Linked DNA regions of Mus musculus: region 2 is linked to region 1. Evidence: chromatin loops called from intact Hi-C (ENCODE). Cell type or tissue: heart. All regions are shown on one strand.

Evidence for each region. Hi-C counts contacts between places; a loop is a spot of excess contacts. Peaks named below come from ENCODE experiments on the same cell type or tissue, not always from the same donor. Only the 100,000 strongest peaks of a DNase experiment are listed, where the experiment ranks them.
Region 2: a loop joins it to region 1, with 5 times the contacts of the local background. A loop is called at or near these places in 7 of 42 quality-filtered maps.

Annotation. Positions count from the first base shown.
Region 1 is chr19:6,549,406-6,557,405 of GRCm38, reverse strand. No RefSeq gene overlaps it. Among named protein-coding and RNA genes, the nearest start is that of Slc22a12, 10 kb to the right of the region's middle. In heart, a CTCF peak has its summit at 4,948 (motif pointing right); DNase peaks (open chromatin) are centred at 3,335 and 4,975.
Region 2 is chr19:6,494,314-6,502,313 of GRCm38, reverse strand. The region is part of intron 17 of Nrxn2 (neurexin II); the gene reads right to left. Gm52381 (a long non-coding RNA gene) reads left to right here and starts at 5,059. Exons shown (of 2, transcript XR_003952843.1): 1 at 5,059-5,961. In heart, no CTCF peak of the experiment used is centred here; DNase peaks (open chromatin) are centred at 121, 4,593, 4,633 and 4,963; H3K4me3 peaks cover 2,049 bases; H3K27ac peaks cover 641 bases; H3K27me3 peaks cover 8,000 bases.

The sequences.
Region 1 (8,000 bases):
CCACTTAACAACTATATGAGAGAAAAGTACTACTTGACTGAGATCAGTCAAGGAGGGCGCGGTGACTGACAGAGCTGTGGGGAGGGGCCAGTGCATGAGCCCAGGAAGAAACAAAGGCCAGATGATGTGCGCTGGCCTGAATTCAGGGATAGGAAACTCGATATTATTAAAATGCCAATTCTCTACAGTTCAGTTGATGGATTTAGTGTAACCACCACGTCAACATTCTCCTTTGTATAAATGGCCAAACACAGCCAGGAGTGGAGACACACTGATAATTTCAGGATGTAGAAGAGGGGTGTGAAGATGGGGGGGGTGTGCAAAGTTATCGCTGGCTACACAACAATTTCCAGAGTAAGCCGCATGAGATCCTGTCTCAAATACACCAACAAAGCCCTGACAAGCGAGTGCTAATGTTTACATGAAAACACAAAGGACTGAATTAGCTCGGAAATTCTGCAAAAAGAAAAACAGGATTAGACTATGGCTCAGTGATAGAGTACTTATTTCATGTGCCTGTGCTCCAGGGTTCAGTCCCCAATTCTGAAAATATTTGTCCTGCAGAGTTCAGAAATAGGGACATGCCTATGTAAAGGTGGAAGGAGAGAACAGACCTCACAAAGCTGTCCCCTGACCACATGTGCATGTGACACACATGCCCCCCACTCTCCATACCCACCCAGCTCCTGCTTCCAAAATACCTGGGCTATTCCTAGCCTTGGCCGAAGCAACTTCTCTTTGCAGTGGGCAGTGGTCAATGGGAAGATGCACAATTGGTTAAAGTTCAATGTGTGTGTGTGTGTGTGTGTGTGTGTGTGTGTGTGTGTGTGGTTAAAGGGAGGGAGGTGTGTTGGGGGGAGACCTGGAGAAGTTGAACGCCAGAAATCAGAAGTACATATGACCACATTTTATTGCATACACACCAGAAATCAGAAGTACATATGACCACATTTTATTGCATACACACATGCAATACTCAGAAATAGTATGAACGACATACTTCAGAAAGTTTGCTCTTGCTGGTTTTGTTTTTCTTTTTAATATTTATTTATTTATTATTTTTTGAGACAGAGTCTCACTATGTAGCCTGAGCTAGCCTGGAACTCACTCTGTAGATCAGGCTGGCCTTAAACTCAGAGATCCACTGCCTCTGCCTCCAGGGTGTTGTGGTTAAATGTATGTGCACTCACCCCTGGCTTGCTTTAAAAGAAAAAAATGTATTCTAACTAGTCTCTGTCCTTGGCATCTTCAGCCATGCTTCAGGGTTTCTTATGCTCAACTGGGACAAGCCTTCTCCAGAAAGGAGGAGACTGACCAAGGGAAAGCTGCAAAGCTTGCCTGTCCTCTCAGCCCCAAGAGACTGTGGCAAGAGAGTCACCAGCTCCAAGCTTGTGTGGGCAACTTGCAAAGCCCTGTGCCAAATAACACCACTAAGAGAGCTAAGTCCACAAGACCGTGGGGCGGCTGGAATGGGGAGATTTAGCGTCCACCCCCCATGGGGCTGCCATTCTCTCCTGAGTACTCAGAGGAGGAAAGAGAACAGGGGACACTGTGACAATTAACGCATAAGCAGTCACAGAAACTTTGTTTGCAATTACCAAGAGCAGAAGCAACCAAAACACCAATCAGCAGATGGATAGACAACCATGGGCCTGCAAGATGGCTGAGTTAAGGTGCTCGCTGTGCGAGGATGACAACTGGGAAGGTAGAAAGAAAAAAACAGTGCCATAAAGCTGTCCTCTGACAGCCACATACGCAAAAGCACATGCACGTGCGCACATGTGGGCACACCCATGTGCACGCACCCATGTGCACACACCCGTGTACACACACAATCACACACACATGTGCACACACCCGTGTACACACACAATCACACACACACACATGCACGCACACATGTACACTCACACACATCCATACACGTACATGTATGTGTGTGTATGTGTGTACATACATATATATATATATATATATATATATTGTCTTAGTCAGGGTTTCTATTCCTGCACAAACATCATGACCAAGAAGCAAGTTGGGGAGGAAAGGGTTTATTCGGCTTACACTTCCATACTGCTGTTCATCACCAAGGAAGTCAGGACTGGAACTCAAGCAGGGCAGGAAGCAGGAGCTGATGAAGAGGCCATGGAGGGATGTTCTTTACTAGCCTGCCTCTCCTGGCTTACTCACCCTGCTCTCTTATAGAACCCAAGACTACCAGCCCAGAGATGGCACCACCCACAAGGGGCCTTTCCCCCTTGATCACTAATTGAGAAAATGCCTTACAGTTGGATCTCATGGAGGCATTTCCTCAACTGAAGCTCCTTTCTCTGTGATAACTCCAGCTGTGTCAAGTTGACACAAAACTAGCCAGTACACACACACACACACACACACACACACACACACACATATATATATATATGCCAGATGTAAGTTCTAGGCCAGCCAGGACTGGACTCTATAGTGAGGCTCTTCTCCTTACCTCATGTCTGAAGCAAACACTATAATTATAGTTAAAATCACTAGGCTGAGCATGTGGGTCAGTGGAAAAGAACCTATCTGCCTGGTGTACATGAGGTCCAAGCCCCCATCCTCAGTACTGAAAAACAAATCAAATAAACCTCCACACAGCCACACTGAGCTGTAGAAACAGAGCCCTTCATTCAGCACTGCCAGCCCCGTGTCCCCAGGCATGAGCCAGGTGACACTATCTCTGTCATTCATACACCTTGGTCTGCAGCCTTCAACAGCGTGCATCTCGGCAGTACTCATATGGGAGTCTGTGGTCTTCGTGGTTTACATCTCTCAGATGACTTGCAGTGTGTGGAGCTGTCCTCACGAGGGTCTCACAGGGAGGATGTGGAGGGGAGATGGGGAAGGGCTGTGTGCACTTGAAGGAGGAGGGAGTACAGGACCCAGGGACAGAACAGCTGCCCTGGACAGGCAGTGAGCAGATGCTTTCTCTCCTCAGACTCCAAGGAAGGAGTGAAGGCAAGGAACAAGAGAGGAGGGGCTGAGGGGACAAAAGTGTGGAGAGGGTGCAGATGAGGAAACAGGGTGAGGCTGCAGGGCCTGAGGAGTGTTGGCTTCAGCCTGGCCATGAGCTTACAGTGGGCTTTCTCAGCTGAGCTATGTTCGAATTTTTTTGGTGTGTGTGTGTGTGCATGTGTGTGTGTGTGTGTGTGCATGTGTGCATGTGTTATGTGTGTGTGGGTTGCTAGGGACAGAACCACACACTAAGCAGGTGTCAGTGAGCTGCCCTGCCTTAACTCTGAGTTTGTTTTCCACACATCTGGCTGCTTGGCACAGGATTCAGAGAAGTAGAGCAACAACTGCTAAGCAGGAAGTGAGCTCTGGAAGGAACTGACTGATAGGCTCTCAAAACAGGACCAAGGGAATAGTAGACAGTGGTGATCTCGCCAGCTGGGACAGCCCAGGGTCCCCAAACAGGATGAGAGGTCGCAGGAATCAATGGCACAGGAAGTTAAGAACAGAGACAGAAGGGTCACCCGCTGGGCCCGCTGCCCCAGGAATTTCTGGCCTGGGGAATCGACGCAGGGGCTGTTTTTCCTCTCCTTGGTGAACTTGAACCCCTATGTGCTTTCTTTTTAAAAAAAAAGAATTATTTATTTTTAATTTATGTGTTTGGGCGTCTGTGCACCACATGCATGCAGTGCCCACAGAGGCCCAAAGAGAGCATCAGATTCTCTGGAACTGGAGTTACAGATGGTCGTAAGTTCCAGTGTGGCTGCTGAGAATCAATCCAACCCTGTTCCTCTGGAAGAACAGTCAGTGCTCTTAACCAGGGAGCCATCTCTCTAGCCCCACCCCCCACCCCTTTTCATGCATGTTCTTGCATCTTCTGTGTCTCCTTAAAATAAACTGGATTCTGGGTAAAAAGAATGTGTCCCTTTCTCAGGAGTGCCCGCCCTGGAGAACAACCAGTGAGGAGATACCAGAGAGAGGAGAGAGGTAGTCCATGGCTGTTAAGATCAAGGGTCCTTGCCACCCACACGGCATGTTCTTACTTCCGCCCTTGCTCTAATCAAACCTTGACGTCTTGGCTTGCTACTGTGTCCTGTCTGAACAGGTCTTTTTTTTTTTTTTTTAGAATACAAGAACATAGGCTGCTGCTGCCACCAAGCCCAGAAAAAACCAGAAACCACTCCATAACAATCTAGTAAGGGTCCCTAAGACCTAAGGCAGACACCACCCTGCCCCACGTTCCTGATAGTCCTTGGTGCGTATCTATGCCACTGTTCGTACACTCACAGGAAAGATATAACGAGTGTGCCTGATCTTCCCTGAGGCACATGCCCTGTCTGATCACAAGACAAACATCAGAAAAAAAACAAACTGAGGGTCTCTCTACAAAACGCCTGTGTGTTACTCTCCAAAACTGTCAAGGTCATGATATATAAAATACGACAAATAGAAACTAGGACTGGAGAGATGGCTTAGGGGATAAGAGTATGCACTGCTCTTCCAGAGGTCCAGAGTTCAATTCCCAGCACCACATCAGGGGACTCACATCTACCTGTAACTCCAGCTCCAGGGGCGGCCAACACTTCCAGCCCCGGTGGGGTCCTGCACTCAGTCACATGTGCACACACACAGGAAGGGAGGGAGGGAGGGAGGGAGGGAGGGAGGGAGGGAGGGAGGGAGGGGAAGGGGAAGGGGAGGGGGAGGGAAGGAGAGAGGCAGGCAGAAATCATCACAGTTCAGAAAAGGAGAACAAGGAGCACACTGGTGGGTAGCCAGGCAGTCTGAATAAAGGGTAGCTTTTATTAACTGCACTGGCCTGCAGAGAGCAGAGCAGGGCTCACTTGCAGTGGGGCAATGCAGGGGTTGGCCTAAAGGGGGCAGTACATGGCTTGCCTGAAGTGAACATTTCATGTCTCAGCCTGCAAGGGCCAGGGCCAGGGCCAGGACTCACCTGCAGAAGGCAGTAGAGGGCTTGGCAGGAGAGGGGACAGTACTGGGCTCACTTGCAGAGGGCAGTACAGAACCTGGCCCACAGAGGGCAGTGAAGAGCTTGAGGGTACAGTTGAGGGCATTAGCAACTCAGGCCCATGCAGGTGTTGCCATGGAGCTCATGAGCCCAGAGGTTTGGGTTTGTTTTTGTTTTGTTTTGTTTTTTGTTTGTTTTTTTGTTTTTTGTTTTTTTCAACTTGGAAAAGACAGTTTTTAATGAGAAATCTCCCTGTGTTCAATGTTGACTGGGTTGTTTCAATCACAGCCTGTGGACCACATCAAACGGGTCTCGGGGCCAAGCCACACAGATCAACCTGCCAGCTCAGCTATGTGACCGTTTCTGGTCAGAGCATCAGGCCCAGACAGTAGGCAGTGGCTTCCCAGGCCTTTCTCACCAGGCTCCTAGAGTCAGGGACACTGCGGCCACAGCAGTAGGACCCTGCCAACATCAGCTGCTCCCAACAGACTTCACTCACCTCTTTGCCTCCAGATGGCCTCGCTGAACTTCCAACCTTCCCCAGACCTTGGGCTGTCCTGTCTGGGTCAATGGCAACTAGTTCTACTCAGCCGTGGACTCTGGAAGCCTACAGGTCATTGCCAGGCCCCCTTCTCTCACACCCAAACCGCACTCTGTAACTGGAGTTACAGTTGACTTTGGCCACCTGCCCCAAACACTATTAAAAAGACAAAGAATGGTAAAAGGCAGAAAAGGGGGACATAATTATTGCCCACCAGGAAAATAAACAGGTAAAGGGGTGCAGTGACCCCTAACTTCACCATGGGATGATGCTGTGAGCTTTAGCTTTGAGAAAAGGAAGAATGGGGCAGGAGGAAAAAGGTGGGCATCATTAAGCCATCCTGGTCGGGATGCTGCCCATCATTAATACAACGGGCCCTGCAAAGTGGTCCTTAAGTTGTTACTGGGGTAGAGTTGAGCAGCTGAGTTTTCAGACTGCTCCTGCGGAGGACCCAAGGTCCCTTTCAGCACACATGTCACGTGGGTCACAACTTCCTGTGGAAGCTCTGTGAAACCCAGTGTCTTATGACCTCTCCAGATATACATGAGGAGAGAGAGAGAGAGAGAGAGAGAGAGAGAGAGAGAGAGAGAGAGAGAGAGAAACAAAAATAAACCATTGTTTCAAAAATCCTTAAATGAGTTTGTTGGCTTAGTTTTTTTTTTTTAAGAAGATTGTGTCATACATATTAATGACCCCAGGGGACCAAACTGGGTTGCTACAAAAAAAAAAAAAAAAATCAGCTCTAAAGTACAACTCCTCCGTGACAGATAACTGTTCTCATCCTGGGCGTGGTCTCTCCTTGTTGGACCAAGTGAAGAATTGATGCTTTTTAGCAAAGACAGTTCCTAGATACCTGTCACAATCCCATTCAGTTTAATCCTAAAAACTTATGAGATGCCCCCACATACCACAGAGTTCTATATGGACAGACCTGAGTCTACACAGGGTCTCTACCCCCTCCCCTGTCCCCCTGCGCATTTTGCACACGGTGCTATGAACTTGGCAAATCCAACCTCACACCAACAGTTTGCTGAACAGACCTTCCCAGCCCAGGGTGTGCATGTATCCTTTCCTTGAGGGGGCCAGGCTGCCCACAGGCCTGCTAGCCCACACTCCCTCTATTCCATCACTCACCCTGATAGACTCTGTCTTCACATAAGAAGCAGGTGGCTCTACACATGAGGCCCTCTACCCCATCTTCCCAGGACACACAGCTGGGACATTCATCCCCTAGTGTGTGCCAAGGTCCAATGAAAACTATCCTCTATCCTACGTATGTATGTATGCATTTGTGTGTATGTATGTATGTATGTATGTATGTATGTATGTATGTATTTGTGTATGTGTGTGTATGTGTATGTGTGCACTTGTATATGTATGTTTGTATGTATATGACATAGCCTCTTGTATCCCAAGCTGGTTCTGAACTCTCTATAGCCACAGATGATCTTGAACTGATGATCCTCCTTTCTTCACCCCCATGCTGCTGGGATTACAGGCATGCGCCACTGTAGATAAAACCCAGGGGCTGCTGGGATTACAGGTATGCACTACCATAGGTTCAAACTTGGGTTTGAACTTAGGTTTTATGCTAAGCAAGCACTTACCAGCTGAGCTATATCTCCAGCCCCGCAAGGTGTCTTTTCAGTAACCAGCAGGCAAATGAGTGGATGGATGGATGGATGGATGGATGGATGGATGGATGGATGGGAGAATGAGAGAAACAAGAATGAAGAGGTCAAAGGGTCATGTGGCCATGTGGTCACAGCCTCACCCTCTCTGATTCCAGCTGCTCAAAGCACTGCCCCTTTGTGTCCTTCCAGTATGAGGCAAGTACAGGCGTGTGTCTCCTCATGCGTGTCTATGTTATACACCTGTGGGTACACATGCACGAGCATGCATGTGTGTGGGTGTGGGTGTGGCTGCAGAAAACGGCTGTTTGCAGGATGAAGACTCATCTAGGATTGACACAAAGGAAGCAGCACAGAGCACTGGCTGAGATATCCCTGCAGGGGACAGGACATGGAAGCTTCTAGCTCATCGCAAACCCTCTTTTAAATTCTGCCAAAAAGGCAGGCCTGGGAGCGAGCCAATTGTGTTTAGTTCTCAGGCGCTCAGATCCCACAGCATCTGCCTCACAGGTGTCCTCAATAGACAAAAACAGAGCTCTTCGTTAGAGCCACCAAGCACACATTAGCCATATGTGAAAAGATGAGTCACACAACCCAGATTGTCACCTGCCTTGCTCGGTGGCGAACAGCGTGCAGCTCCGCTCGGCTTCCAAACCCTGATCTGACTTGAGGCCAGCCAGAGCGTCCAGGGGCTGTTCTCAGGTTCAGCCTCCGAGGCTCCCACAAGCCACCTACTAGCTGCCTTACCAAAACAATTAAAAACAATGATGGCAATAATCACACTTAAAATCCCAACAACGACATGAACAGTGTGCTCACTGCATCCCAGGGACGGGCATAAGCTATTGACACAAACTCTGCCCTCTCAAGAGCT
Region 2 (8,000 bases), 55 kb after region 1:
TGGGCAGAAGAGGGAAAGGATGAATGGTTTATTGGGCTGGGGCTGCAGTAATTACCCCAGGGAGACATTTCTCTCCCCAGCACCACTGCTCCCGCACGGGCGGGGACAGAGGGCTTGGTTTACGAGGAGGTCGGGTGCTGGAGGCGGAGCTTCTGCCAAGCCCCGCCCCTCCGGCCACGCTCCGGAGGCGCTTCCCACAGCTCTGCCAGGCAAGCAAACTCTCTAGCCCTCCCAGAAGAAGGCATGCCAGCCTTGGTGCCCAGGATAACACTCCACATCTGTAACTTGACAGCATCCAGAAAGGTTTTGAGAAGCAAAGGGGACTAAAGCAGGCTCCAGTGTTGCCCAAGACTGGTATAGACCAATTGTTCTTTTCCACACTGGTAAATTGGGAGCTGACTATGCATAGCATGCTGGCCAGACCCACACCGCTGGAAGCCCATGGCAAGAGTTTCTAATCAGACATAAGATGTCACCTTCTGCACACATTCAACAGTCACCTCAATGCTTCCTAGACCCAGAAATTCACAGAGCCATAAAACACTAGATATGATCATATAGTCAACACATGCATGCACACACACACACATCCCTACATTCTAGAAAGAAAACAACTAACCATCAACAATGTTTCAGGAACCCAGACTCACAGCATTTACTCCATTTAAAAACTGCCCGTGCAGTCATGCCCCGGGGGCTCAAAGCACACATGCGGCTCTGTGTGCCAGTGCCCCAGGAACATCAGAAGCCAGCACAGAAGCTTTCTGGGAGATCTAGAGCGGTCAAGGGATAAGGCCTCTGCATTATCCAGAAAAGCCCGGGTCTTAGGTGCTTTCTGTTATCAACAAATCTTCCCAGGAGAACACCACAGCCAGGGGGTGGGGCTTCTGCACAGGCCCTGACAGCTAAACTCTCTCTTCATCTACATACCTCAGCTCTTAGCTTCATCCTGGCCATACACCATTCAGTCAGGAATCTAAGTTATATACTCATCCACAGAACCAAACTACATGATAGCCCTCTTCTGCTGGAAGCTGCTGAACTGAGTGGGAGTTGGTCTGCCTTCGTGGGCTCTCGGGAGGACTAGAAAAGAGCTCATCAAAGATTCAGAGACCAGTACTGGGATGAAGGGGTCCATGACCAGAAAGACCAGAAAGGTGTCATCTCCTCTGTCCATTTTAGGTCCCAGGTGTGTTGGTCACCCCATACCCTACAGTGACATCAGGTACAGAAATGTCAGGTGGGAAGGGACATTATGTAATGGGAGGGCTTGGGGGATGGGAGGGAGAGTGGGAAAGCTGTGAGCAGGGAAGAAGGCAAGGAGACTCAGTAGAGAAGCAGAGAAGCAGGTGTCCATGCAGAGAGAGAGAGAGAGAGAGAGAGAGAGAGAGAGAGAGAGAGAGAGAGAGAAAGAGAAAGTGCACTGCCCTCACACTAGGGAGCCTTGGAGCAGGAGGAAAGCTGGCTGGCCTCCAGCCCAGGGAGGCGTCCCAGGGGAGGCCAGTTCTCTCATCTCCCCATAGCTGAGGTGAGCAGAGAGGGGTTCAGTCATGAGAAACTGCTTTCTCCTCTTGTAGATTTCCTTAGTCCCCTCCTTCCCCCTGAATCCTTTTCAGCCTCTCCACCACTTCATCAGTGTCCCGAGCTGCCCTCCCCCTCATCCTTACCTCCTTCTACCCTGGGAAGACACCCCACACACACAGGCAATGCTCATGCCAACATGTTATAGTTGTTGGCCCCATTCTCTTGACCGTGTCTCGGAGCATCAGGGGCGGTGACAAGACCTTTCTGGGAGATCTAACACTGTAGAGAAATAAAGCACCCTGCACAGTCCAGGAAAGCCTGGATTCCTGTTCCCTCTGCCTGACTCCTGCCCCTGCCAGCTCCTGGGCTCTCCTCTCCACCTGCCCATCATCTCTGAGCCAGCACCTTGCCGTCTCTTTCATGTCTGCCCCTCTTTCCCCACAGGGCTCCCCTCCAGTGCACCTGGACCCCTTTCCTAATACCTAGCACCATTGCCTAGAATGTTCTGTCTGAGTATCTGAGGAGAGCCAGAAGAGAACAGCAAGGAGGCAGGGGTAAGGGAAGGGCATGAGAGACCCTGAAGAGGCAGAGCTGGGGTGAGGATGTGGGAAAGGAGAAGTGGAGAGTGCTGCCTGTGGTAGGGATGGTAGCTGAGATGGCAGAGAGGGAACAGAGGGACCTGAAGAGACTGCTCCTGGGGAATGGAGGAAACAAAGTAGTGGCATATGGGGGGCAGGGAGGGACAGGGACAGAAAGACCGGATATGACATGGGGTGTGGAGATCAGGGGGCTTCTTGCAGACACAGAACAGTCATGGGAAAACCAAGAGTGTGGAAATGGGAGGCACTGAGGGGAATGGACGGGACACAATAGCATGGTTGTAGACAGTGATGGAGGAACAGCAATGGGGCTGAGCAGGGAAGGTGAGGGACGGTCTGAAATGAGGATGGCAAGGCACTGAGATGGCAGGGAGGAGATGAAAGCCCTGAGAGGGGAGAATGGAGAGAGCTGAGGAGCACAGTGCTCAGACAGCAAGGGATGGAGGGCTCAGAGATGGAGAGGAGAGCCCAGCGGTGGGCAGGGAGCCTGGGCCGGGAGGTGATGAGGGCTGGAGATGGGGGCCGGCAGAAGAGGAGCACGAATGGGGGTGGTAGGGGCTTAACTGAAGGACACGGTGAGGGAGATGAAGCTGGGGTGCAGGACGGAGCGGGAAGTGATAAATAAATTAAACCCAGAGCTGATGGGGTCTCCGGATGGGAGGTGGCTGAAGCCCTGAGATGGCACGTGAAGGAGGGCCTGAGACAAAAGCAACAGTCGCCAAGATGGGCAGGTGTGTCAGGAAACGGGGCACCCGGCATAGATGTTGTGGGGTACAGTAATGGAAAGTGACAGGCTCCTAGAGTCTGAGGGACATAGACAGGAGGTGACAGGTACAGAGCTGGGAAGAGATGGCTTCCTGAGAATCCTGGGGGTGGGGGAGTCTCAGATATGGAGGAATGAAGGCCTGAGGTCTAGAGGGGAAGTGAGTCTGAAGTATAAAGTGGCAGGGCCTGTTCAAGAAGGAAGGGCAGGGGCTTGGAGACAGAGGGTATGAAGGACTGGGCTGGCAGTGAATGGAGTGATTGGGGCTGACACAGGAGAGGTGACGAGGAGCCTGGAAGCAGAGAGACTGGGCTCAGGGGGTGACATGGGGAGGGTCACAACTGGAAGCAGAGCAGAGATGGGGATGGAAGGTGAGTAGGTACCAAAGATGAGAGTACAATCGTACAATCGGGGTGCAGATGATGGGGCCCGCAGACTGAGTGAATTGTTTGAGGGATGGTGGAAGGCCAGGAATGGAAAAGAAAAGGGAAGGTTGCCAGGTAGGCAGAGGTGGAAGGTAGCACACCAGCCGCGGAAGGGGATGGATGGAGGTGATAGGGAAGAGGGATTCAAGGAGGGACAGACAGGGTGAAAGGACAGGCGATAGGGCTCTGGGAGAGACAGAGGCTAACAAAGCACTTGGGGAAGAGCAGGTGCAGGTGAGACTAGGAAGCACTTATGGAGACAGGGATGAGGGTGAGCAGGAGGAATGGAGAGATGGAGGTGAGGGTGGGGCTGGCATGATGGGAGCTGGAGATGGGAGGTGAAGGGGCTCCGCCGCCGCAAAGCCCAGCTCCGAGAGTGCACAGTCGGGGTGCGGCCCTCGGGGCTCCCGGGGCCTGGGCGGAGCACCCAAGCCCCACAAGCCAGTCCGCCGGCGTCGGGGCGCCACTTACCGTGCCCGCTGCGGGTGAGGAAGGGCATGCGGTTGATGGCGATGGGCACGGTGCCGTGCTTGCTGTGGAAGTGGTGGACGTGGTGGGTGGTGCTGAGGCTGGACGAGACCCGGGCCCCCTCAGCCGCCCCCAGCAGCAGCAGCAGCCCCAGCAGAAGCGGCAGCGGCGGCGGCGGCGGCGGTGGCGGCAGGGGCCCGGCCAGGGCGGGGGGGCGGCGCGGGCACCCCCCCTGCCCGCTCCCCCCGGGGGGCATCTCGGCCCGGGGGCGGCCACCTTACAGCCCCATGGCCGGGGGCGGGGACGCGGGGCTGCGCGGCCCCGCGAAGCCCCCCTCCGGTTGCGAGCTCCGAGAGGGGGGTAGGGGTGAAGCGAAGGAAAACCAGAGCCCGAGCCTCAGTCCGGAGCCAAGCAAATCAACTGGATCCCGCCGGGGAATCCGGGGTACGCGCAGCGGGAAGGCCAAGGTCCGTGAAGCCTGGATCCATCGCGGGCGGCTAGGGGTCCCCCCTCAGGCCGGGGCCGGGCCGGCGCAGAGGGCCGTCAGCGGCCAGCGGGTGGGGGCATGGTGCTGGGGAGGGGACGGTAGGGAAATCCTGCGGAAAAACCCAGCGGGGCGGGAGATGGGGTGCGCAGAAGCGACAGAGGCCCGGCTCCCCCGAAAGCGAGAGCCCCGCGGAACCGACCCGGCGCCGCTGCTGCCCGACAGAGGCCAGAGAAGGAAGGAGGGAGCGGCCGGGGGAGGGGGGCGGGAGGAGGGGGAGGGAAGCAAATCCGGGTGATGGGGGAGTGAGGGGAGAGGAGAGGAGGGGAGAGGAGAAGAGGGGAGCGGGGCCAAGCAGAGGAAAGGCGCGAGCCTGCGAGATTCCGGCGGAGAGATGGAGGCAGCGGAGTGTTGCTGCAGAGGCTGAGAGGGCTAGAAGGGAGAGGGAGGGAGGGACACAGGGAGGGAGGGAGGGACGGTGGAAAGGAAGGGAGGGGAGGGGAAGCGCAGGAGGAGGGGGGGCAGGGCGGAGGGACCCGAGCGGCTCCCGATCTGCGGGCGGCGCTGGGCAGCTCCACGGCGTGGCACCTGGCTAGCCCGCTCGCCGCTCGCCTCTCCTATGCGCGCGCCCCGCCCCTCCCCCGCGCTCGGGAGCGCGCTTTCCACCATCACCATCACCACCACCACCGCCACCCCCCTCCGGGAGAAGGGGCCCTGCTGAATAATTGAACAGGACTGAGGCTAGCAAGAGAGGCCGCTCTCTTCCTCCTCCTCCTCCTCCTCCTCCTCCTCCTCCTCCTCCTCCTCCTCCACCACCACCACCACCATCACCACCCCTCCCCCATCTGGACGAAACCCAAAAGTGCTTGCTGGTCCAGCTCGCAGAGATGTGGCCACAGCCCTCTTTAGCTGTTCCCCCTTGAAACACATGTGCACGCTGGTTTGTGGACCGGTTCGGGTAAGAAAACACCCACGCATCCCTATAGGTACCAGTGTGCCAGGAGGCACACAGATCGGACACATATATACATGTGTGTGATCAGATATTGGCATACCAAATGTTTGCAGAGAAACAGACACACATACATGTTGATTATAGGCAATGAATGGCCAACATAAACTCCCCACCCCCTTAAAACTCAGTCATCCATAGCTACAGAAACAACCCATCCACAGCCCCAAAGGCACTGGAGACACACTCTCTCTCTCTCTCTCTCTCTCTCTCACACACACACACACACACACACACACACACACACACACACACACACTCACACCCCTGACTACCAAGGTGCTTGCCTGGTCCTATTCAAGGCCCCCTTCCTTTTCTGCAGCCCTCCCTCCTCCCCTCCCCAGTTCTCCTGTCTCCTAGCCTCAGCCCCTAGCTCCCCAGGGTTCTCCAGGACAGTTGTTCAGAAGGACAAAGGCTTCCAGGTCTGATTACATCCAGCTGAAGAAACCTTTCTGTCTTAGGATGGCCCCTTTCACTGGGATCTGCTCTCCACACTTGGGGGTGGATTAGAAGTACTTGCCATGGCCCCCAGAGACACGTGCAGATAAAATCCCTTCCCTCACCTTTGGATGCAACCTTCACACTCACATCAACCTGCTTGGACAGGGGAGAGCAAGCAATGCAGGAGGCAGAGGAGAAAAGAAGAACAATGTAAAGAGACCCTGAACTGAGCACAAGTTGGGCAGGTGAGTGGAGAGGGAAGGAAGGCCCTGCTGAGAGAAGAAGGGGCGGGAGAGGCCGGAGTATTGGTTCCAGATTCCATCTGGTGCAGAACTGTCACGGTGAGCTCACGGGTGCAGTCGAGATCCTGGACAAGCCAGGTGTGGGGCTAATGTCTAGAATTCCAGCACTTGATAGACCAGTACAGAAAAACTATCTCAAGCTAGAGTCTAGCCTGGGATACATAGCGAGACTCTGTTTCTGAGACAAAGGAAGGAAGGAAGGAAGAAAAAAAGCAAGCTCCCTCAGGATTGCTGAGGTGATGGGGCGGGTCCACACACATGGCTTCAAAAGTGGAGAACAGTCCTTAGTGCTGTCGAGAAAGAGGCTTCCAGGGGTGCACAGTCCCATGGGGGTGAGAGACAATGGGGTGCCGTTCTACAAGGTCCTGTCCGCCCGCCCACTCTCTCCCATCCTTGGGGCCCTGGCTCTGGAGTACAGACGGACACAGCCTCAAGCAGGCAGAAAATGTATGGCCCCAGAGGGAGGGGGGGGAGCTGGTAGTGGTGACAGGAAAGGAAGGGTAGCCGTCTGGAGGCCAATCAATACTGGTGAAGTGGGAATTGGAGAGAGCTGGAGGGGGTGACGCTGGGGGTGGGGTCAGAAGAAGAGAGATGGAGATGTGCAAGACACCAACAGAGGATGCAGAGATGAGAGGTGAAGATGCAGGCATGGAGAGAGGTAACAGGCTGTGGAAGGCCAGAGCTGCCTCAGACAGCAGCAGCCCAGGGACTCTGGTGTGGATGTTCTCCTCCACTGACCCCTCTTTCCTCTCAGTGAATGGCCCCCTTTTCACTCCCCCTACTTGTCTCTTGATTGATCTTTTTTTCTCCAAGCCCGAGTTGACTCTTGAGAGCTCCCCCCACCCCGGTAACCCCAAACCTTCAAAGCTCCCATGATACAGGTGGGGAAACAGAGGCAAAAGGCAGGAAGAAGCTGCCCTGAGGGTCAGATTTCCTCAGTCTCTCCATCCAGGCAGTTCTGAACACCCTCCCAGGGCCAGCTCTGCCCTGCTCCCCTGTCCCGTCCTCCCCACCCCTCTTCACAGACACTCCACCTCCTTACTGATTTCCACTTGACAGTGTGCAGGGCTTTCCGTCTGGAGTGTACTGGGCTCCAAGAAGGAGCTGGCATGAAAACCCAGACAGAGGAGAGGCCCTGGGAGAAAAGGGAGTGTCGCAGACACCCCACCCAGTCTCTCACCCTGCCCTTATAGCAGGGCAGACCCCAGAGCAGCTCCAGCCGGCTTCAGAACAACACCGAGCCCTTAGGGGACTCCACGTTTCACCCACCTTTTCTTATGGTCCATAGCTTAGCTCAGGCTATGCCACTAGGTACACAGACCCCCGGGGCAGGGCTGGACCCCAGCTCTGGTGTCTCTTCTTTCTCCCAGCCAAGAACCTAGAGACTGTCTCTCCCCACCCCTGCCCAAAAGTAGCCAGATTCCAGAGACACATCCTGCCTCCCCTCCAGCTCTGGGCCTTTCCCGAAGCCTGTGCTCGCCACGTGGGAGCACAGCCGTGCACGGACAGCCGTACTTGGACCAGATTCCCTCTATCCTGAGCAAGAGAAGCCCAGCATGGGCATCAGCACCACTCCCAGAAACCCACGTGCAGCAGGGGTAGCCACGGCAGCCAAGGGCCCCCAGGTTCGGGCAGAGCTCCATCACTGAGCATTGTTGAAGGATCACATGGGAAGGTTTTGCCCGTGGCACCCAACCATCACCAACCATCAGTGGGAAGGGTTACATAGAACAGGGTTTGTGCCGGCTGGAGCCAGGTAGAACGCGCAGCAGGCTGAGGTGCACCTAAGCTGGCTGGGAGGTTTAGGGAGGCACATGGAACATCAGGTCAGATGAAACTCCTGGGGCACAGAGCTGGGAGGGCTGGCCACACCTGAGAACCAGGAAAGTGCGGGGGGGGGGGGGCAGAGGCGGGGAGGGGGGAGCACGCTGTATATTTTATCCAACAGTCACCCAGGAGTCCCATACCCTAGGATAACTCGG